Linked DNA regions of Homo sapiens: region 1 is linked to region 2. A link is a loop called in an ENCODE intact Hi-C map of the cell type or tissue named here. Cell type or tissue: dorsolateral prefrontal cortex. All regions are shown on one strand. Each heading gives the region's core, and the rest is flanking DNA. Links, peaks and the distances in the headings are about the cores only. Region 1 overlaps SIK3 (SIK family kinase 3). Region 2 overlaps SIK3 (SIK family kinase 3).

The links. Hi-C counts contacts between places; a loop is a spot of excess contacts. Peaks named below come from ENCODE experiments on the same cell type or tissue, not always from the same donor. Only the 100,000 strongest peaks of a DNase experiment are listed, where the experiment ranks them.
Region 1: it touches region 2 in a loop (2.0-fold over the local background); 3 of 110 quality-filtered maps call a loop at or near these places.

The regions. Positions count from the first base shown.
Region 1 is chr11:116,946,848-116,963,633 of GRCh38, reverse strand. It overlaps SIK3 (SIK family kinase 3), which reads left to right. Exons shown (of 25, transcript NM_001366686.3): 2 at 6,570-6,686; 3 at 9,527-9,590. Among named protein-coding and RNA genes, the nearest start is that of APOA1, 120 kb to the right of the region's middle. RefSeq lists a silencer at 15,086-15,145. In dorsolateral prefrontal cortex, for the core only: no CTCF peak of the experiment used is centred there; no DNase peak of the experiment used is centred there; H3K27ac peaks cover 5,453 bases.
Region 2 is chr11:116,887,652-116,904,437 of GRCh38, reverse strand. SIK3 (SIK family kinase 3) reads left to right here. Exons shown (of 25, transcript NM_001366686.3): 5 at 7,121-7,245; 6 at 8,062-8,185. Among named protein-coding and RNA genes, the nearest start is that of APOA1, 58 kb to the right of the region's middle. RefSeq lists a silencer at 2,928-3,128 and enhancers at 7,946-8,447, 9,109-9,188, 13,811-13,870. In dorsolateral prefrontal cortex, for the core only: a CTCF peak has its summit at 9,180; a DNase peak (open chromatin) is centred at 9,182; H3K27ac peaks cover 5,927 bases.

The DNA.
Region 1 (16,786 bases), core at 4,836-12,835, 60 kb before region 2:
AGGGATGTCATAGACTCCAATACTGTTTCAGTGGGTCCCCTAGGTCAAAACCATTTTTAAAGAAATGCCACAACATTATTTTCACTTTTCATTCATAGTCTCTCACAATTATAAAATAGAGATTTCCAGAGACTATGCTATGTATGATGCTGCAATTGCTCTGATGACCAAGGAGATGTGTGGTTGTATACACGTGTCTTTTAAATTTTTGTCTTAATTTCTGATTTTTAATTTGATTTCTAAGCAAATATTGAAAGATATTACTCACATAATCAAAACTTCTTTGAAGTTTCTCCTAACTTTTAAGAGAAGGAGTCCTGAGACCAAACAGTTTGGGAACTGCTGTCTTAAGGCTGTAAGACTTAATTCTCTGAGAGAACCCCTCCTGGGAATGGCTGCACACAAGGGCAGTACAGTAAACCAGTCAGTTGCTCAATAGACATTTTAAAAATTGAATTAAATTGAGCTCCTAGAATATAACTTTTGAGACCTTATTTGAGATTTTCTCCCAAGGCAATGTTTGAGCATTGAGAGCCTTGTAACTTGGGCCAGGTTTCTGTGAGATAGACAGTTGGCAATTCTCAATATCAAGTCAATGATTTCAGAAGTCATTTTCAAGGAATACGTCCTTTAACTGGTAGATTAATTATGTAGCCTGTTGGCATTATGTGGATCAGTGCCGTCCAAGAGAAAGAGGGCACATATATTATTTACAATTTTTAAATAATCATATTAAAAAAGTAAAAAGTGGTGAAATTAGTTTTAATATCTTTTGTTTAGCCTAATATATCTAAAATATTATAATTTCCACATGTAATCAATATAAAAATGTATCAGGGAGATAGTTTAATTCTTTTTTATATTACTATCTTTGAAATCTGGTATATATTTTACATTTATAGCGCATCAGTCTGGATAGTTACACGTGGCTGGTGCCTACTGTATTACACTGTACAGATCTAGATCATAAAATAGTTGTAGAGCTGAGCCGAGAATGTTCTAGAGTAGATAAGCTTTGTCATAAAAATAGAGAATAAAAATTTTGCTACAGAAGTTAGTATAAAAACATAACCCCATTGAAAAAAGCTTACAATGACAAAATGTTTGATATCTGCCTAAATTCTAAAGACATTTCTAAAAGAAATAGAGCTCTTTCCTTAAAACAAATTTTTTAAAAAAATAAGCTTTTCTTCAAACTGTAATGTTTTCTCTTTCCTTCTAAAAAGCATGCAGTCTGCTCACTATATTCTTTGAAATTACTGTATGTTCATCTGCATACCAGTGTAAGGAGATCCTCTTTCTCGTCTTGGAAGAATTTGAGCCCTTGTGATCTTTGCATTTCCCTCCTACGTAGTTCTTTCTTGAACTGTCCATTTGTCCTGGCATATCCCTGAATCCGTACTATCTGCTATAGGGCATTTATTTCTGATGGGGAAGGGTGGTTTGTTTTGATCTTAATGCTGAACTGTCCCTTAGTTCATTGTCTTTTACTCTGTTGCCGTATCTTGCTTACAAATATGGTGTCAGAATATGCAAGTGAATTTATTGCCTGTTGTGAAGAAACCACTATTTTTTTCAGCTTCATTCACTATGAACATTATTGTGCTTACAAAAGTGAGTTGAGTTAAAAAGAACTGTGTTTTTTAGAAGTGAGAATTAAAAGGGAGAAATAGTAATTTTTCCTCTCATAGAATGAATAATAAAGAACTATGACTTTAAATTTGGCATGATCTAAATTTAATTTTTTTCCTACCACATGCCAATTGAAACAGAAGAATTTGTTGAATGGGAATGTCTTGAGTAGGGAAATTAAGGACTCTCACAATCTGTTATCTCTTTAGTAGCATACTTGATACAGTGTCATGTTTAATTAATATTAGAATGTCAATTTACAAAATCATGCTCTTTGGAAGATAAAAGAATTCTGTGTAGAACAGGCAAACTTAGGAAATATATGGTCTCTTGGTAACATGTTGGAAGTTTTCTGCTTTGTTATAATTTTCATATGTAAGTACAATTAGGAGATTTATAGATTTTCAACCCCAATATAATAACATTCTTTGAGAGTTTATCTTTTCTTTACCTACTGATTTACCTTTGTTGTGGACACATTCAGTTTTTCAAGCAACTGGTGTGTACTTTACACCAAAACCTTTATTATATAGTCTTCAGTAATCTGTAGCTGTGAAACTCATACTCATTTATCTGTTTAGATATTCTCAAAACAATCATACCTGTGTGCCAGCCACCTGCTGTCTGACTTGGCAGTTTCTCTGTTCCAACTTTATTTTTCTGCTTTTTAGAAAACTCCCACTTTCCAGTTTGCAGCTAAGGTAGGAGCTGAGTTCCTTTCCCTGTTAAGTGGTCTTATCAGGCAGTTATGCCATTGCCAAGCAACAGTAAGTTCTCTCCTCTCAGGTGTTAGCTAGTAGGTAGGGTTGGCAAGGGGAGCCTGGCCTGCTGTGAAGAAGTAGACCAGTGTCTCTCTGCCACAGCCCTCAGGGTCGGGTCTTGCTGTGGGTTCCATCCTATGGCTCACTGTGACTTTCCTGAATGGAATGCGTTTATTTTTTTTCCAGCTCTGTTCTTTCCATGTTCTTCCCACATCAGCTGGCGGCAGCCAGTTGGTTCTGAATGCTGCCCACAAATTGTTAGCTATTTTGCTTCTTGGTCCCTCAATTTGTCCCTTGAATAAGGAATTGATGTGTTTCAGATCCAGGATTATGTTGCTTAGTGAAGCAAATCTAATCCTTGCCAAGGAATGCCTAAAGTTGAAGGCTTGATTCCAGAAGAAAATAAAATAACAACAGCACTACCTGTAATTAACATATATTGCCTGTTTACTGTGCCAGGCATTATATTAATCAGGTTGCATGTATTAGCTTTGTTAATCCCCAAAATCACTTTAAAGTAGGTTCCATTGTTGCCCACATTTTACAGATAGGGAGCCATTGGAAAATTAAGTAACCTGTTCTAGGTTATATATTAAGGGATAGTTCCAAGATTTTGAATCTAAGTAGCTTGTCTTCAGAGTCCTTGCTTTCAGTACTATATTCAACTGCTAAATAAAGCTTCACTTTGGTTTTTTTGTTTTGTTTTGTTTTTTTGTTTTGGAGAAAGTGTCTCATTCTGTTGCACAGATTGCAATGCAGTGGCGTGATCACGGCTCACTTCACCCTTGCTAGGCTCATGCAATCCTTCTGTCTCAGCTTCCTGAGTAACTGGGACTACAGGCACACACTACCACACCTGGCTAATTTTTTTATTTTTTGTAGAGATGAGGTCTCACTTTGTTGCCCAGGCTGGTCTTGAACTCCTCGCCTCAAGCCATCCGCCTGCCTTTAACTCCCAAAGTGCTGGAATTACAGGCGTGAACCACCGTGCCTGGCCCAAAGCTTCACTTTTCAATGTCTTCTGGAATCTGAACTCTCACTGAAGAGTAGACAGGAGTTTGATGTTTTAATCTATTAAAACTTCTTTGTACGTGCCTTCTAAGAACAGATTATATTCAATGCAATTTTTCCTGAAAAGATGAAGTACATTTGTTTGTAAAATTCATGTATGTATGTATTTATTTATTATAGTACATATTTATGGGGTACATTTGATATTTTGCTGCATGGATACAACATGTAATGATCAAATCAGGGTAATTAGGATATCCATTACCCCAAACATTTATCATGTCTTTCTGTTGGTGACATTTCAAATCTCCTTCAGCCATTTTGAAATATGTAATAAATTATTGTTAATTATAGCCAACAAAAGGCATTATTGCTAGTACAGATATTTCTTGACTTATGATGGGTTACGTCCCAATAAACCCATTATAAGTTGAAAATATGGTAAGTCAGAAATGCATTTAATTCACTCTATTGTTATCTACCCACGTGATTGTGTGGCTGACTGGGAGCCACACAATCTCTGTTTACCATTATGAAGATCCTATTGCTTCAGAATGCAAATGAAATTTAGAGTGAGTGCCTTGTGAATCAGGGAGGCCCCACTATATGACTCCCTGTGATCTCTTGGAGGTGAAAGAATGCACAAATTTCATAAGTTAACCTGAAGGTCACCCGCTTTTCCCCAGTTACATTGTACATGCCATCAATTAGTAGGGGGTGGGCAGAGGTGGAAGATTTCAGGCACAGGCCTTAGACAGTTGATGCCCTCTGTTATTAAGGTAAATAAATCCTAGCAGTTCTTCCCACCTTTTGCACATCATGGCATGCACAGAAAGTTGAGATTGGAGGTGATCCATTATTGCTTGTAACCCATTTCCAACACACTTGTTTGGAAGTTCTTTTTTTTTCTTTTGAGACAGGGTCTCATTCTGTTGCTGGCACGATCATAGCTCACTGCAACTTCAGCTCCCGGGATCAAACTGTCCTTCCACCTCAGCCTCCTGAGTAGCTGGGACTACAGACACATGCTACCATGCTCGGCTAATTTTTAAAAAGTTTTTTAGTAGAGATGGGGTTTCACCATATTGCCCATGCTGGTCTTGAACTCCTGGACTCAATCAGTCTGCCCTCCTTGGCCTCCGAAAGTGCTGGGATTACAGCTGTTTGGCAGCTCTGCTATGGGGATATATCTGCAAGTTTCTAAGCTTGTTATATTTATGAAAGCATTCTGTACATTACAAGGTGCCATTCACATGTAAGATTTTATTAATAATGACTATTAAGACCAAGCTATTTGTTCTAGGAAGAGACATTGTGTACCATGATTTTTTTTGTTGTTGTTTTGGGAGCTGTCCTGAGAGAAGCAGGAGCAGATGCTAGACCAGTTGTGGAGTTAAGGTCTTGTATGTGATCTGGTGCAGTAATGAGGAGAAGTAGAAATGCAGGTGGTCAAGGGTTATATTATCCAAGACTTCTTACAGGAAACCAAGCAGCTGGTGAGATCCTCATTAAATTCTCTACCTTCTTCTCTGCCTATCCCAGTTCTCTCTGTAGTGAAATTCTGCTTTCTTTGTCAAGTCTTTCCCAGACTTTTTCTACCTCTTCTCCTGTAGGTGAAGGTCATTCACCATCCTCTGTCTGTTGTTATACCTGGTACATAGCTCCATTGCTTGTACTTCCAATGCTGCATTGTTTTCAGTTCCACACATCTTTTTTCCTTTTTAGACTGTGATCTCCTTGAAGTTTAGGCTGTGTCTGATTAATCCTTGTAGCTCCAGCCACACCCAGCTCCTTTCATCACACTCCCTCGTTAGGCATGGCTTGAATGCTCTTTGAGTACAGCTGAAATTTATCTCCCTGTGCCTTTCTCCCGTGGGTCCTCATTTTAACACCTGAAACAGCTTCAGATAAAGTTACTTTTATGCCAGCCATTTATACATCTGAATAATCTGCCACGTATGGCTCCAAACAGTCTTTATTTCTCTGAGCTAAACATTTTTACTTTTGTAATTTTGTTTTCCTGATTTTTTCCTCAGTAAGTACTGTATATGTTCCCTTTACCTCTCTGGTGCATAGAATCTTAGAATGTTAAGATTTGGAGAGGACTAGAGTTTGACTAGTCTAGGTTCTTCATCTAACCAGTATTGCTTCCATACTGATTACATAATTGAAACTGAGATATAGACATATTTTGGAGCAACACAAATATTTTAAGTATTTCACTGAGGAAGTTTAGATTTAGTAAATTTTTAAAAGTCCTTCATCGTTCATTCTTCATTAAAATGTATTTGCTGATGAGTATCTTATTAAAAGGGGGCACATTGGAAAGATATGTTTTATGATGCAGTGCATGTATGCTAAAGAAAGATCTTCAGATTCTTATAACATTCTTATTAAGAATTTGATTCTAAAGCCAAGCTACCTAGGCTTCAATCCTGCACCTGCCACATACTAGGTGTAAATTACTTAATCTTGGGTTAATTACTTAATCTCTGTGTGCCTCAGTTTCTGTATTTCTAAAGCAAGGTTAATGATAAGGTGGGTGTTAGGAGGTTTAAATGAGTTAGTACTTCCAAACCACTAAGAGTTATGCCTGGCCCATAGTAAACATTTCGTATATGGTAGATGCTGCTACTGCTGCTGCCACCACCATCACTGCTACTATTATTATTATTATTGAGTTCTACAAGCATCTGGTGAGATGTGTAAAGCCCCTGTGAAAGTTCTCATAGAACCTTAGTAAGACACCATGTATTTATGATACAAGCTTCTTGCCTTTTTAAAAATTTTTTATTTTATTTAAAGCTTCTTGTCTTAATGAGAGACCCTGTATACCACTCTGCACTGAAACATGATTTGACCCAGACCGTAACGACATCTATGGAGTAATAAAGTATTTTTTCATAGGATTTTACCGTATAAGCAATTGAAGAAATGGCAGAAGACCCATTAGCTTTTGGAGTCTGTTCCTTTGAGACCAACTTGCTAGGAATCCATTTCCTATCTTTTTAAAAAGAGTAAATTAATTTTCCTCATTGACATTCTGTAAACAGAATACTGGCAGCTTATATTTTATGGAACGTAATGTTTTAAAGTGAACCTAATTTTTCTTAGTAAACTGCTTTTAATAATGCATCAGAGTAATTTTTTTCCCTCTGTTGTCAGGTTGCTATCAAGATCATAGATAAGACCCAGCTGGATGAAGAAAACTTGAAGAAGATTTTCCGGGAAGTTCAAATTATGAAGATGCTTTGCCACCCCCATATCATCAGGCTCTACCAGGTAGGATCATTAGTGTATAGCAGATAGCTGCAAAGAACCCAGAATATTGTATGTATGGCTCCCTTTGAAGAAATGTGGGTGGGTGAACATCTGTGACTTTTTTTGTTTCTATGTTAATCCTGCTATCTTTCCTACCCTTCTGTTTACGCGCTCAGCACTTAGTATCCTCAAGTTTCCCCTGGCCATTTACTAGTACGTTTTCCTTACCCAGGTAGGTCTTTTTAATTTGTTCTTTAAAATTTGATGCCATTCTTAGCAACAACTACACAAAATGTTAATTCAGAAGATGATGAGAATTTATTTTATTTAGTTCAGAGTTCTAACACAGGATGGGAAACTCAAAAAGAAGAGAATTTAGAGAGGTGAAAAGTTAGAGATGAATATAACATTTTTTTAATAGCATTATTTGAATACTAGTTTCTGTGATCATGTTATAAATTGTTATGGCAAAGGACTGCTTCTTGGATCAATCAAAACCTACCTCTTTTCTATTCTAATAGGATTGTAGACTTAGTTTTCCAAGGTAGTAATTATTTTGATAATCAAGAGACCAGATCAAGTGACCAGATCTCTCCAATAGGAGAGATTTCTATTTTAGTTTTTTTTTTTTTTGGTCTTCCCAAGAAACATGCATATTTCATGCCATCATCAAAATGATTCCCTAGCATAACTACAAAAGCAGTAAATCTGATGGCTGGAATTTCAAGCGGGATAGGAGGAGAGGACCTTGCCTTAGCAGGCTGGTGAAAGAGATATTTTGGGAGAGGTGGGGCTTCGGGATGCTTCTCAAATTGCAATGTGTTGGCAGCCGAGAACTTTGCCTCTGCATAGGCCCAACTCTACTTGCTGCTTTCTGCCAGAACAGCCATCTCTTAGTTCTGAAGGACGTGGCCACCCACTTGGTTATTTTGCTGCTGTTAGTCTGCAGTAAATGGTTACTGGCCCAGACATAGGACCATGTGTAAAAGTGGAGAAAGTACACCCAAGGCTCTATGGGCAAGCTTTCGTAGCCTCTTAGTTTTATGGAAAAGAAAACATGTTGTGATATTAACATGTGTGGTTAAAACTACAGCGTTAGAGCTCTTCCCTGGCATCAGCTGCTCACATAATGAAATTAGGTCAACAGGAGCAGACCTGTTGAAATTTATCAGCCTAAATTATGTTGAACAACGCCTACCTTCTGCCCCACAAGCAAACTTATGAAAGCTTCCTGGTGCTGCCTGAAGACCTATATCTGTGAGCTCACAGGTGTCTAACCTCAGCTTCCTTCCTATCCTGATGGGCTGAATAAATTTCTTGACCTTACCTTTTAAAATAAATCATCTTTAAATAATTGTGGGGCTTAGGCTGACCTTTCTCAAGAGGTTGACTTATAGCTATTACCCTTGTAACTGAATTCTGCAAGTTTGCCTGTCTTACCCAAGATTAGCCTATGAGGATTTCCACAGGTCCAGTGCTAGCTTTGAGCAGTGCCTTCTTTCAAGCTTTAATTTTGCTTTCTGGCAGCTGGGTTTTTTAAATTTTATTTATTTATTTATTTATTTATTTTTGAGACGAAGTCTCACTCTGTTGCCCGGGCTGGAGTGCAGTGGCATGATCTCTGCTCACTGCAGCCTGCGCCTCCTGGGTTCAAGTGATTCTACTGCCTCAGCCTTCCAAGTAGCTGGGATCACAGGCATGTGCCACCACGCCCAGCTAATTTTTGTATTTTTAGTAGAAACGGGGTTTCACTGTGTTGGCCAGGCTGGTCTCGAACTCCTAATCTCAAGTGATCCACCCACCTCGGCCTCCCAAAGTGCTGGGATTACAGGCGTGAGCCACTGCGCCTGGCCGGAACTGAATTTTTAATTGTATTTAGTTTTAATTAATTTAAGTGTAAAACTAAAAATAATTTTAAAAAGAATTGTTGAAATGATAGTATTTTGGATATATTGGGGTAAATAAAAAGTAGTATTAGAATTATCTTCACCTTTTCCTTTTTCCTTTTTAAATGTGGCTACTAGAAAAGTTAAAATAATATATGCAGTTCATATTATATTTCTATTGGACAGCACTGTTGTAGAAAGATATACAATAAGCAGAGAACAGTGTTCCTCTGGGGATTGAGATGGAGGAGATTGGGAAGAGGAAAGCCTTTGGTCTTTTGTTTTATAATGAGTGTATGTAATCATTATTACTTTTAAAAATGTTTGATGGAAAATGTAAAAAGGAAGAAAGGACTGACAACATACTACAATGAATTTTAAAAAGGAGCAACAAAGGGACCAAGACAAAACACAAATCACTTACGTTACTTTAAAAGGTTGAGTATTTTAAATTACTGTTCTCTTTTTTTCAAATAAATGGGCAGTGGAAAGGAAAGTTGTCATTTCTATAAAAAAAAGAAAGACATATGTGATTTCTGTGGCGTTCTTATGTGACTCCCATTATTTTCCCCAAAGGCTTCTTTTTGCTTTAGTTTTTTTTTTTTTGATTTGATAGGGCATTTTTGTGCTTCAGATGATTGATGTTGAATCTGAAGTTTAAGTTTTGGTTCTTGACAACTTCTTTGCCTCTCAGTTTTATGGAGCTTAAGAGATTGCAGAGACCTCATGGAACATCAAAAAGCCTATCTCTCTCAAGCAATAAATGTTTCCTACTTTTAAGAACTTGGAGGAATATCTAATTTTCCCTTTCTTCTTAATAACATTTATATTTGTTTCCCCAAAAATGTTTTAAATTTTCTTTAATCTATAGTGGTTATTAATATTTCAAATGAGAAAAGAGGAGTCATTAGTTTATCTTCCTGTATCAGCCTGTCATTTGTGTCACTGTCTGTCACTTTCCTGCCTTTGCACCAGGTTATGGAGACAGAACGGATGATTTATCTGGTGACAGAATATGCTAGTGGAGGGGAAATATTTGGTAAGTACATTTATTGCATTCTTTAAACAGCTATTGAGCACACTATGGCAAACCTAAAATAGCTGTTCAGTGCCTTTGTCACTTGAGCAGCAGTCACTTGATGCTGTTCTTCAATCCTGCCATTTTCTATCAACAAAGGCATTTTAATTTGTTTTGATTAATCTAGTAAAATCCCTTTAACACATTTGTTTCCTTAGCAAAGGTGTTTTGTTTATTTCAGTCAGGCGCTGACAGTTGAGATTAAAGATCTCCAAAAACAAGCATCCTTTCTGAACGTGGGACTTAGGGTCTTTCCTGTTTGCAGGTTTTAATTGAGGTTACCAAGTGCGACAGAACTCACACAAGTGTGTGGGCCTCTGTTGTGTCAGAAAGAGCCACTTAGAGCACATAATCTCACCCGAGTGCGTTCCTTAAACTTTGTTTAAATATAACATGTAACTATATTATTTACCATGTGTTCACAGTTCCCCTCAGTAATTCTTGTAATTTTGGGGGTTCTGCCTTCAGTAGCTATATTTTCCTCTCACACTTAGCTTTAGCACAATGTCAGAAATAAGCAAGAGACTTTGTTACTGACAAATCTGATTTTTAAGATGCTAAAAACTGACAAAACGATTTTTTTTCTAACAGTGATAAATGGAGCCAAGTAGAGTTAAAGGGTAAACTTCCAAATCTAAATTGATGTGTCTTTTATTTTTTCTTTTGGCAACTAACTACAGAGAAAAGTTTCTTTATATACTTTATTTGTCTAATTTCCTCATTTTAAAAAAAATTTATCAATATGAACACTTGCTAGTTTAAAATTTTTTAATTTTTATTTTAAACATTTGCTCCTTCCTGCACGATAAAATGTATTTAAAAGCATAGAATCACTTTTAAAATGAATCTTCTTATTAATGACTAGTCAGTTGTGGCTGCATGGATGTGTGTGTGTGTGTGTTTGTGTTTTTAAAGTTTCCCTAGCGATCTAGTGTTTTTTTGTGTGTCAAAGTATCTTTAGGGTAAGTGCTAGTCCTTTTTAAAAGAGGTATCATTATTTCTTAATTTTATATTTAATTGGCTTTGTATATGTGATTAGTTAATGTCAAAGCTAATGGTGATAGAAATTTATACTCAATATAGTATGGGAGGGGATACTTTATTTTAAAGAAATGAAAGCATTACAAGATTTGAAGGATAGCATTGTTTGTCAAGAAGGTATAGTAGGCCTTCACTATGTATGATAATTATATGCCAATCATGTGCCTTGGAGATGCTGACTCAATTAAGACACTGGTTTTCCTTTCCGTGGAGAAATCTGGTGGAAAACAGACAGGGAAATCAACATATTACTTTGAAGATGAGAATGGAAACTGTAAAACTCTGTATAGTAGAGAACAGTAGTGCAGATGGCAGTTTGGTTAACTCTTGGAGATCAGGGAAATCTTCCTGGAGGGCATGGTTATATGGAAATTTATGAACCAGAAAATGAAAGCACAAGAGAGAATATTTGGAGAGAGAGAAATAGCAGTCATGTTATTGGGAGACTATACTATGGTCTGACATTCCAGGCACATGTTATGATAAACCTGCCTTAATTAAGATCACAAATGTATACAAAGGCAAATAGAAAACTTTCATTATCTAGATAAGGTTTTTTCTTTGGACAAGGTATTGCTCTGCTGCCCTGGCTGGAATGCAGTGGTGCAATCCTAGCTCACTGCAGCCTCGAACTCCTGGGCTCAAGTGATCCTCCTGCCTCAGCCATCTGAGTAGCTGATACTATAGCTGTGCACTAGCATACCTGGCTAATTTTTAAATTTTTAGTAGAGACGGGGGTCTCACTATATTGTTCAGGCTGGAAGATACCTTTTTACAAGTTTTATTCTATAAAAAGTCAAACATCTCCCAAATCCTTGAGCTGCCTGTTAGGTATTTTATTTCATAGAACGACATTTATTGGTGGGGAAACAATGGTAATTTGGGGAGAAAAAAGATCATGTCATCTTAATGTTTGTAATAAAAAAAGACCCAAACACAGGGCACATCAATCTACCTTACTCTTTAAGAAAGCAGATTTTATTTATTTATTTATTTATTTATTTATTTATTTATTTATTTATTCTTTTTTGAGCTAGGGTCTTGGCTCTGTTGACCAGGTGAAGTGCAGTAACGGGATCACAGCTCAGTGCACCCCCAGCTTCCTGGGCTCAAGTAATCCTCCTGCCTTAGCTTCCTGAGTAGCTGGGACTGTAGGTATACACCACCATGCCAGGCTAATTTTTAAATTTTTATAGCGATTAGGTCTCATTATGTTGCCCAGGCTGGTTGTGAACTCCTGGGCTGTAGCAATCCTCCTGCCTTGGCCTCCCAAAGTGTTGGGATTATAGGCATGAGCTACTGCACCCAGCAGGAAGCAGTATTAGAGAGATCCGTTTCTTGGTCCTGGACTTCATGTGAATGTACCTCAAGGGATGAACAAACAGAATACCACTTCTGATAATGTTATTTTAAAAACAAAATATTTTAGGTTGGTGAAAAAGTAATTGTGGCTTTTGTCATTGAAAGTAATGGCAAAAACCGCAATTACTTTTGCACCAACCTATAATTATATATTGTAACACATATTATGTAATATATAACAATAGAATTTGAAATGTTATTATTGATACTATTAAGTAATATTATTATAAAAGATCCAGATGTGGAAGAAAATAGTGTATTACCTAAAGAAATTATTGAGACTGCACAGGGATAGAACTGTCTCATGAGCTCTGATTTTTAAAAATGTCTGTGTAAAAAAGATGAAAGGGGCTTAGTCAAGAAAACCTGGGCTTTGGATGTATTTAGACCTAGGTTTGAATCAGATCTCTGTCACCTATTTGCCCTTTTACTTAGAGCAAATTACTAGATGATTCTGGTGCACAGGTTCCAGGTCTGTATAAGGTAAGATCTAGAATATTTGTATTATAGTTGTGAAGATTAAATGAGATCGCATATATAGAGCTCTAGCACAGTGCTTCCTTACGCCTTCATGTGAGAGAGAGATCAACTTCTGCCGTCAAGGTGTGAGGAGCTCTGCTGACCTGCCTTGCTTGCTGAAACAAGTGAAAACTATTAAAGAAAACAAAACCCAGTCATTTAAAGTCTCTGGAAATCGTCCTAAGAGTAAGCAGAAAATGAAGGAACATTATTCAAGAACATCTGTGCAAATTCGGTAAGAAACAAAGTCTGGTCAGCAAGGTGGAAATTCCCGTCCAGGCTACTGCAGCCAAGAACGCAGGGCTTCCTTCTGTCAAAAGACAAAATTGCAAGTTTAGTTTGATGATCCCAGTTGGCTTTATTTGCGATTCTAGAATCGGACAACATTTCATTTCATAGAATAAGTGTTCCAGTAAGTTGAGCAGAAGAGTTTGGCTTATGGACAGAAGGGCTTAAGAAGTCTGAACAGTGTATTGGTTACTTTTAAACAGAACAATAGAAAATTAACCAGTTAACATCAGGTTACTTCGGGCTACCTTTTTTAGTAAGGATTAAAGCAGAGGGAACTTCATCATTGTGCCAGTTAAAGATTTTAGACTGGGCTGTTTGGGAAATTGGCTGTTATCTCTTTCTCCTGATTTCTCAGGTCAGATAACAACCTAGTTTTCGCTTTGGAACTTTAGCATGAGTGACTCCATTTTGATATTTAGTTTGGTCTGTTGGTGCCTAGTGCAGAAGTTTATTCGAAAACAATGGTCTCCTGTAATTTTTATTTGTCACTTCTCCTCAATTCTCTCCAGCATCTGAATAGCAGCTTTCTTCCCAGGAGGATTTGGACATCAGCAATTCTCATTCTGCCCCGAGCTGCCTATTGCTGAGTCCTGGAGAAGTGCAGTTAAGAGATGGGGGCCCCTTCTTCTACTCAGCCCCCACTTGTGGAACTTGATCAGGTATGCCGAGAATACTAGGACCCAGATCACTCTTGCCTTGGGTATTAAGACAGTGGTTTCACTGTCTTTTGCTGCTAGGAGAGGCAAGCTGAGAGGACCCCAGGCTGCTGTCCTCCCCCGCTCTCCATCCACCAAACTCTCAGTTCCTAGAGTGGGAGCGTCACTCAGAGAAGTTTGCTGTTGTCCCCAACCCCAGCTCCAGAGCCCTAACTCTGAGATTTTTACCTGTGGAGAAAAACAAACCATAAAACAGCTCCTAATTTCTTCCCAAAGGAACTGACTTCATTTGCAACAGGGAGTGAAGAAGTTCAAACCTGATTGTACTCTCAAGAACAGTAGAGGGAAAAGAAAAAAGAAAAAGAACAGTGGAGGTTGTGGTAAAGGACATTTGAGAAGAGATTCATGAAACAGGCCAAATGGTAGGTTTGCTAGTTCGCAGGGGGAGAACCAATGAATTAATTTAGAAAGAGCTTCTCTGGGATTAGAATGAAAATAAATCACTGGCTGGGTGCACACCTGTAATTCTAGCTATTCAGGCAGGAGGATGGCTCGAGCCTAGGAGTTGGAGGTCAGCATAGGCAACATAGGGAGACCCTGTCTTAAATAAAAACAAAAATAAAACAAAAAAACACTGATGGCAAAAATTATTTCTTCAAAGGAACCAGAATTTGATTGTATTGTTTGTAGACCAATTTGTGCCCCAGGGCATTATTCAAAACAAAAGGGCAATCAGCCAGCAACTAGTGGAGTTTAACGGCTGAGTATGGTCAGTAAATGAGAGGAAGAAAGTCCTAGCAAAAACACTGTGATCCCAAGGTAACTAACTGTAGGCATACCGAAGCTGCCTGTTCCAGAGGAATCACATTAGAGGCTGAACACTGTAAATATGGAGAAATAAACTTCACTAGAAGAATCTAGCTTTTAGCTGGGCATGGTGGCATGCGCCTGTAGTCATAGCTCCTTAGGTTATTGATACGAGATCTTTCTAACTGTGGGCATTTTACAGCTATAAATTTCTCTCTAAGCATGCTTTGGCTGCATATCATGAGTTTTAGTATGCCGTATTTTCATTTTCATTCATTTGAAAGTATTTTCTGAATTCACTTTTGATGTCTTGTTTCATTATTTATTTATTAGTGTGTTGTTTAATTTTCACATATTTGTGAATTTCCCGAATGTTTCCTACTCTTGATTTCCAATTTCATTCCATTATAGTTGGTTGTTTTTCTATCCTCTATTTCATAATTTCTGCTATAATATTTGTTATTTCCTTCTTTCTGCTTGCTTCAGTTTTAGTTTGTTCTTCCTCTTCTAGTGTCTTGAAGCCAAGCAGAAAGAAGGAAATAAAGATTATAGCAGAAATTATGAAATAGAGAATAGAAAAACAATAGAGGATATCAGTGAAACCAAAAGATAGTTCTTTGAAAAAATCGACAACATTGACAGATCTTTAGCTAGATTGACGAGAGAGAGAAGAGAAAAAGAGAAGACTGAAATGACTAGAATCAGAAGTGAAAGAAAGGAACATTACTACAGTCCCTTAAGAAACAAAAATGGGCTGGGCATGGTGACTCACGCCTATAATCCCAGCACTTTGGTATGCTGAGGTGGGAGGATTGCTTTAGCCCAGGAGTTCAGTACCAGCATGGACAACATAGTGAGACCTCATTTCTACTAAACATAAAAAATTAGCCGGATGTGGTAGCATGAGCCTGTGGTCCCAGCTACTTAGGAGGCTGAGGCAGGAGGATCACTTGAGCCCAGGATGTCAAGGCTGCAGTGAGCCATGATTGTGCCAATGCATTTCAGCCTGGGCAACAGAGCAAGACCCTGTCTTAAAAAAAAATAAAAATGATTATAAAGGAATATTATGAACAACTATACATCAACAAATCAGCTGGGCTTGGTGGCTCATGCCTATAATCCTAGCACTTTGGGGGGCTGAGGTGAGTGGATTGCTTGACCTCAGGAGTTCAAGACCAGCCTGGGCAACATGGTGAAACACCATCTCTACAAAAAAAAATAGAAAAATTAGCCATGCATGGTGGTGCACACCTGTAGTCCCAGCTACTCGAGAGGCTGAAGTGGGAGGATCACCTGAGCCTAGGAGGTGGAGGTTGCAGTGAGCTATGATTGCACCACTGCACTCCAGTCTGGGCAACAGAGTGAGACCCTGTCTCAAAAAAAAAAAAAAAGTCAGCTTAGATGAAATGGACAAATTCCTAGAAAGATACCAACTGTTGAAACAACTGACTTAAGAAGAAATAGAGGCCAGGCACGGTGGCTCATGCCTGTAATCCCAGCACTTTGGGAGGCTGAGGTGGGCAGATCACGAGGTCAGGAGATGAGACCATCCTGGCTAACACGGTGAAACCCCGTCTCTACTAAAAATACAAAAAATTAGCTGGGCAAGGTGGTGGGCACCTGTAGTCCCAGCTACTTGGGAGGCTGAGGCAGGAGAATGGCGTGAACCTGGGAGGCGGAACTTGCAGTGAGCCGAGATCGTGCCACTGCACTCCAGCCTGGACAAAAGAGCAAGACTCTGTCTCAAAAAAAAAAAAAATACATACATACATACATACATACATACATACATACATATATATATATATATTTCCCTAGCTAAAGTAAAAAATGGTGTTCTGGTTGCAAATTGATAGTCTTTACTTCATTTGACCTCTTTGTAGCATCTGAATTCTTGACTGTTTCCTTCTAAAGCTCTTAGTTTTGACTTCCACAAATGTTCAACTTCTGATTCTTCTATTGTTCGGACTGTTCCTTCTTAGTATCTTTTGCTGGGCCTCCTTTCTCTGACTGCTAGAACATGTTGACATGTTGTAGCATATTCTCTGACTTTATATATATATATAATATATAAATAATAATTATATATAAAATATATAAATAATTATATATTGTATATAAATAATAATTTGTATATAATATATTATATATAAATAATAATTTATATATAATATATTATATATAAATAATAATTTATATATTATATATATATTTTTTTGAGACGAAGTCTCACTCTGTGGCCATGCTGGAGTGCAGTGGCGCAATCTCGGCTCACTGCAAGCTCCACGTCCCAGGTTCAGACCATTCTGCCTCAGTCTCCCAAGTAGCTGGGACTACAGGCACTCGCCACTATGCCCGGCTAATTTTTTGTATTTTTAGTAGAGATGGGTTTTCACCATGTTAGCCAGGATGGTCTTGATCTCCTGACCTTGTGATCTGCCCGCCTCAGCCTCCCAAAGTGCTGGGATTACAGGCGTGAGC
Region 2 (16,786 bases), core at 5,438-13,437:
AAGGTCTTCATTCTGTCATTTGAAGCTGTATTTTATCTGGCATGATGCTGCTGTGCACTCTTTATTTCTTGCCATATGCCCCTACAAACCCTTTATTGTACCCAGGGCAGTGTCTTGCTTGTCACTTGAACTTAGCGAGTTAATTCTAAGTGTTCTGCCCTTGCTCGTGCTCCCTCCTGACTGCCATTCAGAGCACCCTTTCCACCTTCCTTCATTGCCTCTCCAGATCCTGGCCATTCAACCAAGTTCTGCTTCCTTTGAGCCTTTCCCTAGAACTATGTTTTATGCCTTTGGTTTGTTAGAAGATCTAACACATTGCTATTCCCATTGGAAGAGTTCCATAAATACATGTTACATAAAGAGTGAAGGAAATGGAGGAACTTACTTAGAGACTTATAAAAGAGACATTAAGAATAGGAAGCTTTAGTAAATAATGAAAGATATTGTGAATTAGAGTAGCTCCAGAGCCAAAATAAGATGAAAAAGCCTATTAAATAGAAATGGTTTTCTAGGTTCAAGTTCAGATCAAACTTAAGCTCTAAAGCTTTTCTTGGCTTGGTGCAGTGGCTGTTGCTTGTAATCCCAGCACTTACGAAGGCCTAGTCAGGAGGATCGCTTGAGCCTAGGAGTTTGAGACCAGCCTGGACAACATAGCAAGACCCCCATCACTACAAAAAAATTTTTTTTAAATAGCTAGGCATGGTGGTGTTTGCCTGAAGTCCCAGCTACTTAGGAGGCTGAGGCAGGAAGATGGCTTGAGCCCAGGAGGTAAAGGCTTCAGTGAACTATGATTGTGCCACTGCACTCCCATCTGGGAAACAGAGCAAGACTCCATCTCCAAAAAAAAAGTTTTTCTTTACCTTTTTCTTTGGCATTTCTGACTTAAGCCAGTGAGAATTCTTCCTCATTCTTTTTTACTCATTGCTTGAATTTGTGTTATGAGAATTTTTTTCCTCCAACTTGGATGATCTTTCAATTTTTTCCAGTTGTCTATACATGTAGATAACTGAAAACAGCAAAGCTCTTAGTGATTCTGTTCCATGTCTATCTGTTCCCCACCTCCATTTCCTACCACACACCCCAGCATTCCCCTAGTACATCACTAAACTATCAACAGAACCTAAAATAGACTAGTTTGTTTTAACTGTATTTTTCTTTCCAGTCCTCTTAAAATGTGCAGCAAAATGTCCCCAAAGGCAAGCAGCTAAGAGAATGAAGAGGAGGTATTCTCCCATCACAGTTACTCAGTCCCAGAAGTATTGATTGGAAGGCACTGAATTTTCAAAATGACTTCCAGATTTAGTACATGGTAATAATTTGAGGCTTTCCCACACGGATAATTTAAATGTTCAGAAAATAAGTTATGTTATAGCTGAATGGGCAGCAAATTAGACAGAATTTTAACTTACAAGATGCATAGCAATAGTGAAGATTAATGTGAAATACTAGTAAAGAGCCACTGGTAGGGAAGAGAAGACAGCGATATGCTTTCAATGAAACCGTCAATTTATAATAATATGTATATTGAAAAGGGAGAGTGGATCAGATCCTGTTAGGTTTGGTACGTTAAAGAAAGAATTAGGATACCGCAGGCTCAGTAATTAAAGGAATCTGCCCATAATTGGGGGGTAAAAGGTGTCTTGTAGGCAGGGAATAGCAAGATTTTGCTTGAATGTACACCTTAGAGTTGGGAGTAACAATACTTGGAATGATTATAGAAGACCTCTCGACAGGTTTCTGAGACTAGAGGATTTTGTTTGGTGCATAATAGGAGATGAGAGCAAGCCAGTAGTATTTGGTTGTTGTTGAATCTTACAGAAATCTTGCATTTGGTTATTGGGTCTAGCTGTTGAAGCCAGCTGTTTGGATGTAACATAGTGGAAGCAGGTGCTTCTGCAGATGTGGCTCTCTCTAGTTGTCTGGCTGTAATATATCATTCATTCTCATACACTCATTTCTCATATAAAATCCTTATAACTATTAGCAGTCTAAGCCTGCAGACATTGCTGAAGCTGGTTCCCTTTGATATTGTTTTCTTTGTAACAGTTTCCTGTTTGGTAGATAAAATAACAAGCTCACACTATTAGGTTTGTGCCTTCACCTCCCTGGCAAAGTAACATGCTAGAAAGGTTACTAAACATTAGTGGTTCAAAATGAGAAGTCTGTACATTTTATCTGCTTATAGGCGAATTTAAACTCAACTGGTTTAAATTCATTGCTTAGCCTGTTGCATGCTCCATTGAAAACACAAACAAAAAACTCCATGATTCTTCTAGCCATGATTCTTCTAGAGTTTGTTATCCAGTCATTCCAGTGCCAGAATCCATCAGGCAGAACAGAATCATTCGCATTTCTCCTCTGCACTGGAGAGAAGAGGAAGGCTGATCATGGAAAAGGACCTGGTGAAGGTTTTTTGCAAATCTAAGGATCTTTTTTCTGTCTTTTATTTTTGCAAACCTAAGGATCTTCCTTCTGGATAATTCCCAGAGACGTCAACTTTGCTGAATCTCAGTTGTTGGGATTTTTAGCAACCTGTTCCCACTCTCCTAAGAAAAAAATCTTAATAGTGACCAGTGTGTGCAGACTTTAATTTGTAAGTGAAAGTTACGGTGTTTCAAAAGTTGCAGGTTAGTTGGTAGAGCATTAAATGCAGTTTTGTTCATAGTCAACATTAAGTGCCCACTGTGTTAAACACTGTTAGATACTGTGAAAGAGAGAAGAATAAGGTAAGGAACTAGAGAGAGAGGGTAGATCTTTACAAGAGAGGATGTTTTTCAGGAGCTAGAAGAATACATTATTTATGTATTCAAATAATAAAGGGAAAGAAAGTACAGACAGAGTAGATAGGGGACATTTCTTGTAGGGGATCCAGGAGGACTTCACAGAAGAAGTATTATTTATTTCCATTAATGAATGAGAGTATTCATCTTCTCATAGAAGAAGCTATAATGATTCTATTTGTGGTCCTGACTGCCACACCCCTTATGATCATTAAGTTAATTTTAGAACCTTGGGAGGGACAGCTAGGAGGCAGAGGCTCTCGTTGCTGGCCAGCTGCCATTGTCAGTTTGAGAAGTCTCCAGTAGTCAGGAGGTGACAAGAGGATTGGCCCAGTTATTTTATTGCAGTTTAATTTCGTGACCCTTTCTTGAGTCTCTGCTATGTATTAGAACCACTGTGTAGAGACTAGGATAAATAAAACGGTATCTCCTCCATTTACTAATTAATGGAGGGTATAAACACACAATACAATTAAGTATAATATAAGGCAGAGGCTGGGCGCAGTGGCTTACGCCTGTAATCCCAGCACTTTGGGAGGCCGAGGTGGGCTGATCACCTGATGTCGGGAGTTCGAGACCAGCCTGACCAACATGGAGAAACCCCGTCTCTACTAAAAATACAAAAATTAGCCAGGCATGGTGATGCATGCCTGTAATCCCAGCTACCTGGGAGGCTGAGGCAGGAGAATCTCTTGAACCTGGGAGGTGGAGGTTGCGGTGAGCCAAGATCGCACCACTGCACTCCAGCCTAGGCAACAAGAGTGAAACTCTGTCTCAAAAAAAAAAAAAAAATAAATAATATATATGTATATGTATATGACAGAACAGTAATGGGATGTAGAGGCGTAAACAAAAGGCTGTGGAAGCACGGAGGAGGAAGCCATTGACATGGTGTTTTCTGGTGGAAATCAGTTAAGCCTTCATACAGGAAGTAATATTTGACTGGGCCTTGAAAATGAGTGATACTTTAAAGATGGAAAAGAAAGGAAAAGGCATGGTACAGAGAGGAAATAGCATGTGGAAGGCATGTAAACACAGGATGTGAATAGTCTAGTGATGCTAGCATGGCCAGGGATAAATTGGAAACATAGGATGGAGCTGGGTTGTGAAGGGCCTTAAATGACAATGCTGAGATGAAGACTCTTCTGTAAGTAGAAGGGAGGCAGCCCATGTTTTTTGAGCGAGGAGGTAACAGGATCTGGTTTGTGTAACTTTGTGCTATGAATGGATAGCTTAGGGGAAAATGAAATAGGAAGTAAGCAATAGCATCAGTCAAGCTAGGGATGATAAGAGTATGAACTGCAGTGGTAGAAATGGAAATAGAAAAGAGGAGGTGGAGTCAAGACACATGGAGTTGAAGCAGTAAGAGTTTTATTACCAGGTTGAAATGGGAAACGAGGGAGAAAGGACTTGAAGATGACTCCAGTGTTTCTAGTAACACAGGTGGTGATGTCACTAATGAGGGTAAAAGCACTGAAAGCGCAGGTATGACTTTGGAAAATGGTGGGTTTGAGGTGTTTCTTCCCAAGCAAGTATTGGGGATTCATGCCAAGAACTTAAGAGTGGTACCAGGGCCAGACATATAAATTTGGGGTATTTATATCAAATGCTGGTAGAAGTAGCGAGATTAAAAGAGTTAGCCCTGAGAAAACATAGAGCAAGGAGAGGCAGTTAAAATCAGCAGAGCCTGCTGAAAAACACCTTCTGTAGAAGGTAGAAAGAAGGAAAGCAAATAGCAAAAGGAGAGTTGTCAACAAGAGTAAAACTGGAAAAGAGAGGGACGGGTTTCAGAGAGTAGGTGGGTGCTTAACATTTTCAGATGCTGTGATTTCAGGGAGCATGGTGTCCCTGGGGCATGAGGGATTTCTAGCCTGTCACATGGGTACACATACATAAATAAAAGCATTTCTACACCAGAGACTCAATCCTTTGGCCAGCCATCCTTGCTCATTGTCTTAGTGTAGCTCCTGAAGACTCATCCCTGCTACCTCCCATCTGCTGCGTCTTGTAGCAGTAGGAGAGGGAGAGAAGAAGGGAGGAAAATTGAAGCACAAGGAGAGTTAAAATTAAAATGTAAGCATTCTTGCTTCAGTTTGTAAATAAGTTGCATATTCTTCCTTTTGAATAAACTACTTAATTATAATAATGTCACTTTGTCTAATTTTTAAATGGTCATAGATGTGTTTGTCATAAGAAGTAAATATAACATAAAAATTCTGGGTCCAAGCCAAAAGAACAAAGCTGGAGGCATCACACTACCTGACTTCGAACTATACTACAAGGCTACAGTAACCAAAACAGCATGGTACTGGTACCAAAACAGAGATATAGATCAATGGAACAGAACAGAGCCCTCAGAAATAACGCTGCATATCTACAACTATCTGATCTTTGACAAACCTGAGAAAAACAAGCAATGGGGAAAGGATTCCCTATTTAATAAATGGTGCTGGGAAAACTGGCTAGCCATATGTAGAAAGCTGAAACTGGATCCCTTCCTTACACCTTACACAAAAATCAATTCACGATGGATTAAAGACCTAAACCTTAGACCTAAAACCATAAAAACCCTAGAAGAAAACCTAGGCATTACCATTCAGGACATAGGCATGGGCAAGGACTTCATGTCTAAAACACCAAAAGCAATGGCAACAAAAGCCAAAATTGACAAGTGGGATCTAATTAAACTAAAGAGCTTCTGCACAGCAAAAGAAACTACCATGAGAGTGAACAGGCAACCTACAAAATGGGAGAAAATTTTCGCAACCTACTCATCTGACAAAGGGCTAATATCCAGAATCTACAATGAACTCAAACAAATTTACAAGAAAAAAACAACACCATCAAAAAGTGGGCAAAGGACATGAACAGACACTTCTCAAAAGAAGACATTTATGCAGCCAAAAAACACATGAAAAAATGCTCACCATCACTGGCCATCAGAGAAATGCAAATCAAAACCACAATGAGATACCATCTCACACCAGTTAGAATGGCAATCATTAAAAAGTCAGGAAACAACAGGTGCTGGAGAGGATGTGGAGAAATAGGAACACTTTTACACTGTTGGTGGGACTGTAAACTAGTTCCACCATTGTGGAAGTCAGTGTGGTGATTCCTCAGGGATCTAGAACTAGAAATACCATTTGACCCAGCCATCCCATTACTGGGTATATACCCAAAGGACTATAAATCATGTTGCTATAAAGACACATGCACACGTATGTTTATTGCGGCACTATTCACAATAGCAAAGACTTGGAACCAACCCAAATGTCCAACAATGATAGACTGGATTAAGAAAATGTGTCACATATACACCATGGAATACTATGCAGCCATAGAAAATGATGAGTTCATGTCCTTTGTAGGGACATGGATGAAATTGGAAATCATCATTCTCAGTAAACTATCGCAAGAACAAAAAACCAAACATCGCATGTTCTCACTCATAGGTGGGAATTGAACAATGAGAACACATGGACACAGGAAGGGGAACATCACACTCTGGGGACTGTTGTGGGGTGGGGGGACGGGGGAGGGATAGCATTGGGAGATATACCTAATGCTAGATGACGAGTTAGTGGGTGCAGCGCACCAGCATGGCACATGTATACATATGTAACTAACCTGCACATTGTGCACATGTACCCTAAAACTTAAAGTATAATAAAAAAAAAAATTCTGGGTCCAGCTGAGTAGGCTTACATGTGTTTCCTGATTCTAATGTGGTCTTAACATCATCCAGTTTCATTTGCATTCTTTTTTTTTTTTGGAGACGGAGTCTTGCTCTGTCGCCCAGGCTGGAGTGCAGTGGCGCCATCTTGGCTCCCTGTAATCTCTGCCTCCCAGGTTCAAGCAATTCCCCTGCCTCAGCCTCCCGAGTACCTGGGACTACAGGCGCACGCCACCACGCCCGGCTAATTTTTTGTATGTTGGTGGAGAGGAGGTTTCAACATGTTGGTCAGAATGATCTCCTGACCTCGTGATCCGCCCACCTCGGCCTCACAAAGTGATGGGATTACAGGCATGAGCCACTGCCCCCAGGCCCATTTGCATTCTTAAAGGAACAAGTACCACTCGCTTTATTCTGCCTAGGTTTATGAAGGGAGCAGTACTATTTTTGCTGACATAAACTGATCATGTTTATATTTCAGCTCATCTATATCTCTGTTTCACTATTATTGTTTTAAGTGTCTGGCTATGTGGTTTCTAAATGTTCTCTTTTTGCATTTAATATTCAGACAATGATTTGGAATCTTTAGTGACTAGAGACTAGTGTTTGCTCAGTTATAATAAAAGGTTACAATAATACGAATTATGTCCATTTGCCTTTCTAGATTTTGGTTTCAGTAACCTCTTCACTCCTGGGCAGCTGCTGAAGACCTGGTGTGGCAGCCCTCCCTATGCTGCACCTGAACTCTTTGAAGGAAAAGAATATGATGGGCCCAAAGTGGACATCTGGGTAAGTAACTGCCTTCTCTTATACCCCACAGCATTAGCTACCCTTGGTTGATGACAGCTATTCGCATCCTGAAGGATACATAATGATGCAACATGAATTGAGATCCTGGTCACCTGTTCTTTCAAGTCCCAATTCCTGTGCAAAGCCTTTTTTTTTTTTTTTTTTTGAAACAGAGTCTCACTCTGTCGCCCAGGCTGGAGAGCAGCAGGATGATCTTGGCACACTGCAACCTCCACCTCCCAGGTTCAAGTGATTCTCCTGCCTCAGCCTCACAAGTAGTTGGGATTACAGGCACAAGCCACCACACTTGGCTAATTTTTTGTATTTTTAATAGAGACAGGGTTTCACCATGTTGGCCAGGCTGGTCTCAAACTCCTGACCTCAGGTGATCCTCCCGCCTTGGCCTCCCAAAATGCTGGGATTATAGGCATGAGCCACTGCACCCGGCCTACTCGTGCAAAATCTTTCCTCCAATACTTACCTTGTGGACTGAGCCACATATTTCAAATTTCCCCTTTGCATTTGCAAAAGAAGCCCAAGGGCCAGCTTGGATGGGGGCCGTTGCCAAGAAGAGAGATTATTTCTACTGTGGCCACTTACCTTATCCCCAGAGAATGAGTACTGAGAAAAATTCAGGATGTTACCCTAAATTAATGCCTAGAAGCAAAGAAGATTGTTAACTGTTCTAAGATGGAAGAAAAAGTTTGTTCCATAATCGTATGCATGACTCACCATCATCTGCATACACACACTACAGTAGTCTTTTTTGTTTCCCCTGATGTGATTAATTGTACATCCTCTCTGTTTGGGATGCAGAGCCTTGGAGTTGTCCTCTACGTGCTTGTGTGCGGTGCCCTGCCATTTGATGGAAGCACACTGCAGAATCTGCGGGCCCGCGTGCTGAGTGGAAAGTTCCGCATCCCATTTTTTATGTCCACAGGTAAGGGAGTCGCTAGCACACAGCTATGAATGGGTTCATGAAAGTTAGACCCACTCAGTTATCCCAGGAATTTAGTGATGGAGTATAAATGGCCCACTTACAACCTTTTTTAACTCCAGCTTGCTGACCTGATGCCTCCAGGAGGCAAGGTTCTGTAGAAACAGTATATAGGTTTTGGCATCAGAGAGCCCTACTTGGGTTTGAATCTGGGCCCTAAGTCTGTCTCAGCTTTAGTGTCCTCATCTATAAATTGGCTGAGAGTTTTGTGAGGGCTGCTATTACTGTAAGGATTAAATGAGATAATGTATGTGAAGACTCAGTAGGCCCATGGCATAGCAGTAATGCAATAAATGCTTTTGTTTCACTTCTGTCTTCCTACCCTTTTTCAGGATATTTCCACTTATTGGGTTCTCATTGCAATGTGGTTTTAAATGCCAAGGATAAAGTAGGCTTTGCATCTTAGTCTTGCTACTGCTTCATTTCCTATTTCTGTGCTCTTTGTCCTCCAGAATCAAATTTAAAAAATTTTATTTAACGAGTGGGCAGTAAGGTAGGCAGGTCTTGGAAAAATTTAACACCGAAAATAGATACAAGATACTCAGAATTAACAGTATTTTATCACCATTTATTTGCACATAAGAAGGGAACATTTTAGAGAACGCAAAAAGTCATATAGTTTTGCTTAATCATCTGTTTTCATTTTAAGGAAGAACATGTGTCCACTGGGTTGACAACAAGGTAGAAGCCCATGGTAATTGCATTTTAGAACAAAGAGGTGAACCTTGGAGTAGATTTAACTTGGCTCCTTTGAACTGATAACGTCATAGTGTAGAAGATAGTGCTAAATGCTGTGGGACAAATAAAATAGAGAAGGAGTTAGGATAGTGGTTGGTAAGTTACATGAAAACCCCTTCATGGAGAAAGGGACCTTTCAGCAAAGCCTGAAAGAAGGTGAGGGTGAATGCTGTGCAGTCCGGGGAAGAGCACCCCCTGGCTGTTGAGGGGTCAGCGCAGAGGCCGCGGGGATGGAGCATGGCTGCATGTGAAGGAACGGGAAGGAGGCCTGCGTGCCTGGAAGGAAGGAGCGGTGAGAGATGAGGAAGAGAGATGAGGTCAGAGAGGTAAGAGGGAGCTTAATTTTAGGGCCTAGTTAATGTAAAGACTTTAGATTTTACTGTGACTGAAGTATACAGGATTGGAGGGTTTTGACAGGAGTGATGTAATCTGAGTTTTATTTTTTCCAAATTTTATGATGAAAAATTTCAAACATACAAAAAAATTGAAAAATTTTGCAGTGACTTTTGTTTAAAAAAGATCACTTTGGCTGCTATGTTGCCGGTAGGCTAAAAGGTACAAAGGCTGAAGGAGGGACACCAGTTAGGAGGAGACTTTTACAATAGTCCAGATAAGAGATGTTGGTGGCTGGTTCCCAGTCTGGGGTGTCGAGATGGAGATGGTAAGAAGTGATCAGATTCAAGAGATGCTACCTACCATGTGTGGCAGGCACTGTTCAAAGCACTTCACAAACATTAACTCACTTCATTATTTTAACAACCCTATGAGATACACAAGATTATTGTCTCCATTTTACTGGTGATAAAACTGAAGCCAGGAGAGATTAGGCAATTTTCCCAAGATAACACTGCTACCAAGTGGCTGAAGTAGAATTTGAACCCAGGTATTTTGGCTCCAATAACATTTAGTGTTGGATTTGATATGAAAGAAAGACTCCAGAGTTTCTATCCTGAGCAAATGGAAGGATGGTTTTACTGCCAACTGAGATGGGGATGACTGGGGAAGAATACTTACATTTTGGAGAGATGTTTTAGACATGTCATGTTTGAGGTGCACATTAGACATCAGAGTTAAGATATGAATTGGCAGTCGCATTTAGGAGAGAATTCTGGGTTGGGGATGTATGTTTGGAATCCCCAGTGTATAGATAATAGTTAAAGCCATGAGGTGAGCTCACTTTTTAGGCAGTGGTTACAGAGAAGAGAAGAGGTCCATGAATTAAACTCTGGAACATACCGCTATTTAGAGAACAAGCAGGTGAAGAGGTATCATAAGAGTTGCTGGTGAGGTAAGCCAGAGGGCCTGCTGTCCTAGGAGACAAGTGAAGAGACTGTTCCCAGGAGGAGGGAGGAGGGAGTGAGGAGCTGTGGGGAGTGAATGCTGCTGCCAAGTCAGGTAAGAGGACTGAGAACTGAATGTTGCATTTAGAAATGTGGAGATCGTTAATGATTTTGTTTCTTTTTTATCCCCCCACACCCTCACCTTCCTAGATCATTAATGATTCTGAAGTACACTTTTGGCAGAGGAACAGGAGCAAAAGCTTAATCATGTGGTTGCAACAAAAAAGGAATAGAAGGAAAATAGACGACACGCTCTTTCCAGTTTACTATAAAAGGAAGCAGAGAAGTGGTCCAGTATTGCTCTGGCCAGGGTCACCAGTGATCTCGTTATTGATCAACTGCATATCCTTAGTCTTTTTCTTAATCACTGCCCAGCAGTGATTAACACTTCACCCTTGCCCTCCCTCCCTCTCTCCTTTCCTCCCTTCCTCCCTAACTCCCTTTTTTGGGACTGGGTCTTGCTCTGTTGCTCAGGTTGGAATGCAGTGGTGTGATCGTGGCTCACTGCAGCTGGACCTCCCAGGCTCAAGTGATCCTCCCTTAGCCTCCCAAATAGCTGGAGCTGCAGGCACACACCACTATGCCTGACTAATTTTTTTTTTTGGTAGAGATGGGGTTTTGCCATGTTGTCCAGGCTGATCTCAAACTCTTGAGTTCAGGCGATCTGCCTGCCTTGGCCTCCCAAAGTGCTGGGACTATTGGTGTGAGCTACTGTGCCCTGTCTCTTTAGAGTTATATGTTAGAGCAGCTTTAGATTCACAGCAGTATTGAGTGGAAGGTACACAGTTTGCATGTACCCTCTGTGCTGTCCTGCCTCCCTCCCCTGCTGACCCCTGTCATAATCAATGTGCCCCACCAGAGTGGTATGTTTGTTACAATCAATGAACATGCATTGACACATTATCACCCAAAGTCCATAGCTTACATTTGGGTTTTCTCTCAGTGTTACACATTCTGTGGGTTTTGGTAAATGTATAGTGACATGTATTCACCACTATAATACATATAAAATTGTTTCACTGCCCCCAAATCCTCTGTGCTCTGCCTGTTTATCCATTTCTCCCTAACCCCCTGCAACTACTGATCCTTTCACTGTCTCCACAAGTTTTTCCTTTTCCAGAATGTCATATGGGTAGAAACATACAGGATGCAGCCTTTTCAGATTGGTGTTTTTCAAATAGTAATATGCAATAAGGTTCCTCCATGTCTCTTCATGGCTTGAGAGCCCGTTTCTTTTTAGCACTGAATAATATTTCCTTGCCTGGATGTACCACCCTTTATCCTTTCACCTACGGATGACTTGGTTGCTTCCAAATTTTGACAATTATGAATAAAGCTACTGTAACATCTTTGTGCAGGTTTTTGTGTGGACATAAATTTTTAATTCATTTGGTTAAACACTAAGGAGCACAATTCCTGGATCATATGGTAAGAGCATGGATAGTTTTGTAGGAAACTGCCAAACTGTCTTCCAAAGTGGCTATGCTATTTTGCATTCCTGCCAGCAATGAGTGAGAGCTTCTGCTGCGCCACATCCTTGTCAGCATTTGGTGGTGTCAGCATTTTGGATTTTGGCCACTCTAATAGGTATATAGTGATATTTCATTGTTGTTTTAATTTTTAATTCTCTAATGATGTATGAGGATGAGCATCTTTTCTTATGCTTATTTGCCATCTATATATCTTTGTTGAGGTGTCTCTTCAGGTCTATTGGTCGTTTTTAACTTCAGGTTGTTTTATTTTCTTATTGTTGAGTCACTCATTACATTTTAAAACACTTTTTCTCATTGCTTCTGAGACGCCATATTCTCCAGTTTTCCTCCTGTCCTCTGGAAGCACCTTCTCCATCTTCTCTACCAGACTTATTTTTCTCTGCTCATCCTTTAGATCTTTTCATCTTTACAACATCTTTCTGGAGCCATGTTATTTACTGCTGTAGCTTCACTGATCACTGTGGTGATCAGTCCTCAGTTAACTTTTTGTCCCAGACCTCTCGATCTAGGGCGACATATCCAAGTATTTGCTAACCATTATCTTCACTTTCATGTATTGAAGTCAGATCAATGGAGACATATTCAGAAATGAACTTGACTTCCCCCTCCCTAGATTTGCTCTATTCTGTATTTGCTGCCTTAGTGAATAGCATCACCATCTGACCAAGGCCAGCACAAGCCTTGATGTTTCCTCTCTCACCAGTGCCACAGCTGATCAGTTACCAAATCCTGTCAATTCAACCCTCCATTCATGTAGGCACTTCTAAGACCATACTATCATCTTCCCTTGCCTCAATTAAACAATAGCCAATTATATGGATTCCTGGCTCCAGTCTTGTCCCCCTCTAATCTATTGTCAACTTTGCTACATGACTAATCTTTCCAGAACACAAACATATAAATAAATAAAACATACCACACACACACATACACGTACATTTTCTCTCTCTTTCTCTCTCTCTTACTTAAACACACAAATCTGATTATATCATTTTCTAGCCTGAAACTTTTCAGTGGTTTACCATTGCCTCTAAGGTAAAGTTTACTCCATAAGGTGGCAAAGCATTGGCTTACAAACATTTTTGGCTATGATAAGAAAAAAGTACATTTTATACTGTGACCCAGAACACGCATATATAGATACAAATGAACAAAAGCTTTGTTTGCTTGATTTAGAGATGGGGTCTTGCTATTTTGTCCAGACTGAACTCGAACTCCTGGGTTCAAGTGACCCTCCTGCCTCAGTCTCCCAAGTAGCTGAGACTAGAGGCGTATACCACCATGACTGAAAACAAAAGACTTTTTTTTGAGACGGAGTCTCGCTCTGTCACCCAGGCTGGAGTGCAGTGATGTGATCATAGCTTCCTGCAATCTCCAGTTCCTGGGCTCAGGCAGTCCTCCCACCTCAGCCTCCCAAGTAGCTGGGACTACAGGCAAGCACCAAGCACCATCATGCCCGTCTAATTTTTAAACATTTTTTTATAGAGATGGACTCTCTCTCTGTTGACCAAGCTGGTCTTGAATTCCTAACCTTAAGCGATCCTCCCTCCTTGACCTCCATGAGCCACTGCGCCCAGCCAGCAAACAATTTTTTTAAAAAAGCAAAACTTACCTTACTATGTACAGTGCATTTCAATATATTTTATTCTATTCCATTTTAAAAAATGCTGATTTCGACTTACTAAATTGATCTCCTATCTGCTATTTCAGAAACAATGACATAGAAATACCTTTATAACCTGACTCCTGCCTAGCTCTTCAGCCCCAGCTCCCACTCTCCCACCAGTCACCCTAATTTTCTTCTCGTTCCCTGAACAAGTTCTGTTTTCTGGAGCATTTCCCACTGCCGAGAATACATCTTCCCTATCCCACCCCACTCCACCCACTCCTGTATTCTAGAATTCAGAATAAAAAAAATTAGATTGGATAGAAATAAGAATCTAGATAATTTCTATTCACTCTTCATGTCTCTAAACTTTCTCTTATCGTGGTGCTTACCAAGCTTTATATTGTAACTACTTCTTTCATTGTATGTCTTCCACACCAGACTGAACTTAGTGAAAGTACAGACGAAACATGTCTTTTTCACAACTGTCAATAACCTACCACAGGATCTGGTGTGTAGTAGGACTTAGTAAATATGAAATCTGAATCAGAACCACCCCATCCCCAGTGGCATTTGTTTACATTCAGAATAAAATTCAAGGAGTCATTATTACTATGGCCTACAAGGCACAGCTGTCATTGCCCCTTCTTTGGTCTCATTTCCTGTTACTGTTCACCTCCGGTTCTGAGCTCCAGTCACAGGGCCTTCCTTGCTGTTTCTCAGACTTGCCAAACACATACATTCCCCTCAGAGAGGAGTCATAGGTCCCCTCAGAGAGGCCTGTCCTGGCTACCCCCATCATTCTCTTTCTGTAATTCTGCTTTTTCTTCATAGCACTTACTTTATTGTCTCCTCACCTCCTATCACCACTTGACCATAATAAGCATTTGGTTTTTGTTTACTGTTATGTTCCCAGGGCTTTGGACGGTGCCTGAGTTCTAGTAGGCACTCAGTAAATATTTGTTGAATGAATTAATGCATAGGGTTGTTCGAACACTGACTCCAAAAGCCCCTCTGGAGAGTAGTCTTATCCAAATCATAATATCAGTAGTAATATCAAATAATTACATTTGTTTAGGGCTTTTGAGTTTATAAAATAATTTCTTTTTTAATAGGTTTATTTTTTGAGACAGGATCTCTGTCGCCCAGGCTGGAGTGCAGTGGCGTGATCTTGGCTCACTGCAGCCTCCGCCTCCTGGGCCCAAGCCATCCTCCCACCTCAGCCTCCTGAGTAGCTTGGTCTACAGGCGCACGCCACCACGCCCACCTAATTTTTGTATTTTTTTGTAGAGATGGGATCTTATTATGTTGCCCAGGCTGGTCTTGAACTCCTGGACTCAAGCAGTCCGCCCACCACGGCCTCCCAAAGTTTTGGGATTACAGGTGTGAGCCACTGCACCCAGCCAATATATTTTTTAAAAATATTTCAATTTTTCAGTTTTTATATTTTTGGCGACAGGGTCTTGCTCTGTCACCTAAGCTAGAGCCTAGTGGTATGACCATAGCTCACTGTAGCCTCAAACTCCTGGGTTCAAACAACCCTCCTACCTCAGGCTCCAAAGTAGCTAGGACTATAGGCCTGTGCCACCATTCCAAGCTAATTTTTTAAAAGATTTTTTGTAGAGATGAGTCTCACTACATTGCCCAGTCTGGTCTTGAACTCTTGGCCTCAAGCAATCCTCCCACCTTGGCCTCCCAGAGTGCTGGGATTATGGGCAGAAGCCAGCATACGCAACCTAAATTATTTTCTTTTACTTAATCTAATTTGAGCTACATAACTATATTTTAGAATAGGTAATAGCACATATTTTATCATCTTGCTGATGAAGTTTTGGAAGCTGAAGTTTAGAGAAATGAGTTAACTTGCCAAAGCCACACAGGTAATAAGTAACTAGGTCAGTATTCAAATTTAGTGTTTGTTTTACTACACCATACTGTTGCAAAAAGAGCAAGATAAACCACTTCCTTTACTTTTCCAATGTCCACAGTGTTTCCTGTGAGCAACTTGGATCTTTTCTATCCTCCACCCCCATCACCTCACACCATGGCAAGAGATTCTTACTGAACCCTTCCCGGAGCCGGCTTCAGATAGGGGGTCCTAGAAAACAGCTAAGCATGCTGTCAGCCACACTGTCTATTAGTGCTTAGAAATAAACTAACAGTCTAACTGCTTAGAACTATTATTTGTAATATGATGTTAGTTAACCTGAAAGCTTCAAGACTCAGAGAAAGCCAACAGGATTATCCTAAACGTAGTCGCTCTTTAATCCCAGTTAAATAATTCCCTAAGTAGCAATACAAGTTTTTGTATGATTAGTACAGAGAATGAGAAACAACCAGGGTAGGAAGTCAGTAGATACTTGCTATATTACCAATATGATCTCTCTGGCCCTTGGTAATATACATGTGCTTGGCATTGCTGAATGTCATAGGCCTAAATCCCAAGGCCCATTAGAGAATACTTCAAAAGGATAAGGCATAGCAGAAAATGAATTCATCGGTTATTTAGGCTTTTCTTAGCTTAGACAACCTTCAAGTACCAGAAAGTGTCAGGTGAAGGAAGTTTAGAGTCTGTCCCAGAGTCCTTTTTCTGCTTACGCCTCGTGTTTCTGGGCACAGTTGTATCTCAGTAGACCTGGAGCATAGTCTTCTGATGGAGGCGAGTGCTGGCTGCTTTTCAGCCTGTGAGGCCAGCTGCTATTGCTGTATTACGGGAGATAGCGTGATTGAGAGAATTCCTTATGCACAAGATCCTTCCTTTTCTCAGCTGTTGTCATAGGCTTGAGCTGAGTTTATCTGTTTTTCTTCCTGAAGGGTCTAGAAACTCCAGCAGAGCTGGTATAGTGTTCTAAATGATCACTTGGAAGACCAGAGGGCAAAGCCTCTACCATGTAGCTGCTTCTAGCCAAGTTGAATTCCAGAGTAGCTACATACAGCTGTGTGGGAGGCCATGCTCTGCAAATGGATATAGTTAGCTCAAGAATTCTAAGCTGCTCTCTATTGTCAGTAATGTGTGGAATGAAGTATCCTCACAATTCATGTATATTTCTATGCCTGGTGTTGTTTGTTTGACACAAGTTTCCTTTCATAGGCATCCTGAGATGTACTAAAGACATATATTTTCAAGTTGGAATGACAGTGGCATACATTTAAAAGAGGATTTATTTGAGGCTAGGTTGATTGTATACCACCTAGTTTTTATAATTATGTATGTGTCTTCCTCCTCTCCCCACTAGAATGTAAGCCTCTTGATTATCAGAGCTGTGTTTTACACTCAATACCTTCCATAAAACCTGACAGCCCCTGGTAAGACATAAGCATTCAGTAAGTGTTTTTGAATGAAAAACTGAGTCATCACTACTTAACT